2 separate regions of the Homo sapiens genome follow, and region 1 is linked to region 2. Evidence: chromatin loops called from intact Hi-C (ENCODE). Cell type or tissue: sigmoid colon. All regions are shown on one strand.

The links. Hi-C counts contacts between places; a loop is a spot of excess contacts. Peaks named below come from ENCODE experiments on the same cell type or tissue, not always from the same donor. Only the 100,000 strongest peaks of a DNase experiment are listed, where the experiment ranks them.
Region 1: a loop joins it to region 2, with 2.7 times the contacts of the local background. A loop is called at or near these places in 6 of 110 quality-filtered maps.

Annotation. Positions count from the first base shown.
Region 1 is chr4:8,157,803-8,160,302 of GRCh38, reverse strand. ABLIM2 (actin binding LIM protein family member 2) reads left to right here and starts at 1,490. Exons shown (of 21, transcript NM_001130083.2): 1 at 1,490-1,623. The coding sequence starts at 1,614. RefSeq lists silencers at 884-943, 1,284-1,773. In sigmoid colon, no CTCF peak of the experiment used is centred here; DNase peaks (open chromatin) are centred at 1,332 and 2,295; H3K4me3 peaks cover 2,273 bases; H3K27ac peaks cover 330 bases; H3K27me3 peaks cover 678 bases.
Region 2 is chr4:8,401,970-8,404,469 of GRCh38, reverse strand. The region is part of intron 7 of ACOX3 (acyl-CoA oxidase 3, pristanoyl); the gene reads left to right. Among named protein-coding and RNA genes, the nearest start is that of ACOX3, 38 kb to the left of the region's middle. RefSeq lists a silencer at 849-1,046. In sigmoid colon, CTCF peaks have their summits at 923 and 1,123 (motif pointing right); DNase peaks (open chromatin) are centred at 1,109, 1,613 and 2,089.

The sequences.
Region 1 (2,500 bases), 240 kb after region 2:
CAGCAGGGTGTACCTACGGCAGGTGGGTGCCTGGCCTACCTCTCAGGCTATGATCCAGGAGTGCCAGGTGCCAGCACTCTCCCCTCCCCTCTATCCTTCTCTCCGTTTATTCAACAGATATTTGCAGACTGCCTGCTCTGTGCCAGGCCCTATGTTAGCCACAGAGAATAATAATAGCAAAGCAAAGACATTTATTGATCTCAACTCACACTGGGTCATGGCACACATTAGTTCACTGATCCTTAGATCTGGCGCCCCCTCAATTACATGGCACAAGATCCCAGTGGACTGGCATGGGAACCCTGCGGCTGCGGGCAGAATCACCTAGCTGGGCCTCCTGGATTTCTAGGGTGTGTGGGGCTTGGCTGGTTCCCCAGGACTTCAGCTCCCCCACTGAGCCACTGTACTCCTGGCCTCCCATCCTGGCCCCTCTTGGGGGAGATGGCTGCTGCTGAGGGAGGGGGAGGAGTACCTGCTCCTGCCTCAGTGTTCCATTCAGTCTACATTTTCTGTGCCCAATCTTCTTCCACTTGTTGAAAGCATCTCCAAACAGCCCTGGCCCAAGCCAAAAGTCCTTGGCCTCTCTCTCCATGCCAGGTTCCCGCGATTCTGCATCCTAAATGCTCCTCCAGCCCAGGCCCTCCGCGCCTGGTGGGCATCCTTGTGTTTGCCGGCTCCTCCCGACCTCTCTGCAGCTCGCCTTTTGTCGCACCAGGCACACAGTGGGGACCCCTGCTCCTCCCCGTTCCCTGACTCCCTCTCCTGCACCCGCGTCCAGGCCCTGTGCTGGGCGCCTGATGTCACAGGGTAGCCGGTCACCGTGGAGGCTGGGGCCGGGGACTGCGCCGAAGTGAGCCGCGCCACCTCTCCCGGTGCACCCCCCAGCTGGGCGCCAGCCGGCGAGGAGCGACGGGAGCCTGGGGTGGGTGGCGAGGCGCGGACAGCCCAAGCCCGGAGGCAGGAAACCTGCGCACGAATCCCCACCAGTGCAAGCCTCGCCGACGGATGCGGGCTAATCCTGCCCGAGCACCGCCCCCGCCTCAGTTTCCCTCTCTGTAAACTGGTAAAGAAGAGTTGGCCCAGAAGGTCTTCAGGCGCCTTGTAGCTCGACTACTCAAGAAGAGCTGCACCAAGCTCGCTTTTCCCTGCGCCGCTCTCCTAGCGACTCCCGGATTCCGTGAGCGGCAGTCCCCACGTCGCCCCTCAGGCCGTGGCGACAGCTCTGCAGAGATCTAAGAACGATTGCGAAAGGCCTCAGCCGCCGTCGCCCGTCTGCGCCTGCGCTGGCCGCGAAGCGTGCTGGGACTTGTAGTCCGATCGCCCCGCAGCTGGGGAGCCAGGCGGAGCGGTGGCGTCGAGGTGCCTACACTTCCCAGGGTGCTCCCGGGCGGCAGCGGGGGCGCGGGGCGGGGCCGCCAGGAGGGGCGTGAGAGTGGGCGTGGCACGGGCGTGGCCTGCGCGCCGTGGGGCTGCGGCGGCGCTGCCTGGCGTGTGCGCAAGGAGCGGGCGCGGAGCCGGCGGGCGGGCGGAGGATAGCGCGGGCGCGGCACCTGCGGGCCCGAGGGTCTGGCTGTCGCAGCGCCGGGCCGCCCCGACTCCGAGCGGCTGCTGAGATGAGTGCAGGTGGGTGCTGGGGACCGAGGGACCAACGGGTCCCCGCGCTGGCTCGCGGCGCCGCAAGGGCTGGGTGGCATTCGGAGGCTGCACCTGCAACGCCGGGGAAAATCACCCAGCGGCTCCACCCAACTTTTGCTCCAGGATTTTGCAGCCCCGAGGGGCCAGAGCGCAGCCCTCTGCCCTGCGCCCGGAGCGCGTAGCTCAGTGGCGCGGGCCGGGGATCCTTTCCCAGCGCGCCGGCCGGCGTGGCTGCGCCAGGATGTCTGGAAGGCGCCCCTTCTTTGCTTCTCACGGGGGTCCGGGTTGTTCCAGGCTGCAGAAAGCGGTCAGGGTCCGCGCGGGGGCCTGGGGTCCGGGCGAAGGGCCGGGGCCCCAGCAGACCTAGGCACGCAGAGGTGAGATGATAGGCGGGGCTTTGCAGCTGGGGGCGCCGCCCTTGCGCCGCTCTGGCAGCGCCTGGGTTGGGGGCGTCAGGCCGACCCTCGGCGCCCAGGACTCTCCGCAGCAGATCTGGGGACCCGGAGCCCGCATGTGTCAGACCCGGCCCCGACCCGATCTCTGCGCGTCTCCAGCCCCTCGCCCCTGCGCGTCGCACCCCTGCCTTTCCCGCCGCACCCACCCTCCGGGATCTGACAGCCTCTGTGCGGGGCTGGAAAAATCCCACAGCGCTGGAGCCCAGCCGCGCCTTGTGCTGTTGGGGAAACTGAGACCTAGAACTGGAGCCCTTGGCGGTGAGCCCTGGAGGCGGCCTGAGGATGCCCGGATCTGAGAGCCTCCTGGGGCCCGCACCGGGCTGAGGGCTTGTCGTTGCATTCCCGGCAGGGAAGGGCTGTCACCCCATTTTTCAGGGTGTGACCCGAGGCGCACCAGGCTTGAGTCACTT
Region 2 (2,500 bases):
TTCTTGTGATTTCAGGCAAAAAAAAAAAAAAAAAGCAAAACAAGACACATATGCACAGCCCTCCTAACTCCACCTGTCCTGCAGAGTTCTGGGTTCTCACTGGCTTATACTAAAATAATACAAGGAACCTGCTAGTTAATGTTGGAGCTGGCAGGGAGGAGAGCGCCACCCCGACCTGCGGCTGTCAGTTCTCTTGAATGACTACTTTCGCAGGGTGCCTGGGAGGCGCTTGGCATGGACGGTGCCCGTGTAGCAGGTATGGAGGGTCGCTGTTCAGGCCCTTCGCCCTCAGGGCAGCGGGAAGCCCCAGCCATCTGGAGGATGTAATGCGGCTTGGTCTGTTTGAGAAGGATGGCTCTGGCCTCAGGGTGAGAAGCTCTGAAGCGCTGTGCAGGAAATGGGGTGTAGGAAGCACTGTGTTGTTCTGGAGAATCTGCATCCTTTTATTAGACCCGGCTGATCCCTTTCAGGGCTCTGCAGCCACAGGCACTGTTACCCATCTACTGAAGTGTCCTATGTGTGCACGTAAGGCCCGACAGGCATCTCCACCCGGGCATATGGCGGTGGTGAATTGTCACATCCAGTGGGTGGCCTCGGGTGTGAGCAAGGCTCTTCTTCACTGCTCATTCAGTTTCATGAATGAGAGGCTTTGACATTATTTTGGGACATTGCAGAGAAACCCTGCACTTGGTTCCCCCCTAATAAACGTATTTCTAGAGATTGAATCCACACCTCTTACTGGGATAATATTCAAAGGAGCATTAGATCAAACCATTAATGATTAATACATCACACTGATATGGTAAAGCCTCTTGTAAGACTCAGAAATACGGTCTCCTATAGGATCGCCACTAACACAATAACGACCGCCCTTTGACGCTGGTTCAGAGCTGCTCCACCAAGCCAGGTCACTGAGCCCCCAGAGCCTTTCCACCGTGTCTCTCTGCAGGGTGACAGGGATGCAGTGGGATTCGTCCATCTTTGATCCCTGAGCCTTTGAAGGCCTAGGTTGGGCTGGGATGGGAGCCAGCCGGGGTGATGCAGGCGGCCTGCTCTCCGCCCCTTTCCAGAAATGCACATTTCCCATCCAGGGCTGGAGGGTCTGGGCAGGGCACCCAGCAGGGGGCGCAGTGATACCAGTGTTCCCTCCGGGTTTCCCAGCCAGTTTCTGCCTGGATGTCTGTCTTTTCCAAGATCAGCATTATAATTTAGTGATTTTTGTTACCAATGTTGAAATCATTTATCTTGAAAAAAGTGGTTACAATTTGTAGGTTAGATTTTGTCACTTTACAAGAACTCCTGAGTATGTGGGATGACTGCCTACAAATCCAAGGTAAACGTAAATTGTGTGGATTAATTTTAGCCAAATAGCTCTAAAAGCAAAATCATAAAGATCTTCTCAAGTGATAGTTTCAGCCAGACTCTTAAGGTGGGCTGCACCTTAAGGGTCTTTCTTCGTGCGTTTGCCCTGAGCTGAGGCGGTGGCTGGGAGGATGGCTGCCGAACTCAACGGCCTGCTCTGGCGGCTTGGCTGGGCTGGGCTTGGGGGGCCCTTCCAGGCCCCAAAGGAGGAAGGAAGCTGCTGCAATAAGAAGCAGGATGTCCAGGGCGCGGGGTGTGTGCTGAGGTCTGGGCGCTTCTGGGATTGGAGTGAGGGTTTCTGTGCCACACTCAGGCCTCCCGTGCCACGTGCATGTCCAGTGACACACACACACAACTCCTGTGCTGTGCACACACACACCTGTGACACACGCACACGTCTCCCGCTGGAGACACTGGATCTGGCTTGTATTTGAGTTGGCCACATGTGACCACCACTGTAATAGCTTTTGTGGAACAGAAGGGATCCCCTGAGAATTCGTGGAAGTTTGCTTTCCTTTGAAACTCACGGGAATGTTTTTGCAAGTATAAATATATTCTGTGTGGTGAGAATGGGGGAATAATTTCCACTCCTTAAAAAGGGCGCTGACTGTGACCGGATCATACTGGAAAAGGCATTCCTTGGCTTTCAAGTAACAGGCTGGAGCACGCTGGGGCCATTGGCACCGAGGCAAGGTTTTTCTCACGAGGTGGGGTGTTCTGAGTGTGCGGCTGTGGCATGGGGGAAGCTGCTACCAAACTGGGCAGCTGGGCCTAGGGCTTTGGAGGAGCTGGCCCCCCCGCTGCCCTTCACTTCCTGCAGGTGGGCAGGGGCCTGGCAAAGCAGCCGAGAGCTCTTCCCTCACCAGGTCACCCAGGTTTCCCTAAGGAGCTCCAGCCCCGTCCCCACCCGGCCCCAGGGCCTTGCTCCTCCTGGTAGTGTGGAAACTGTCGCTGTGTCTTTCCCTCAGGCTGTCCTGGGAGTCAGGATCATGGCCTGGCCCTTGTGCCTCAGAGGATGTCGTCTGCCCCACCTGACTTGTTCATACCATGCCACTTACGTGCCCGTCCCTTAAGTCTGGCAGGCCCCATGCACGGTGGCCCCCTCATGGAGGGGGGTGAGCCCCGGGAGACTGCTGAG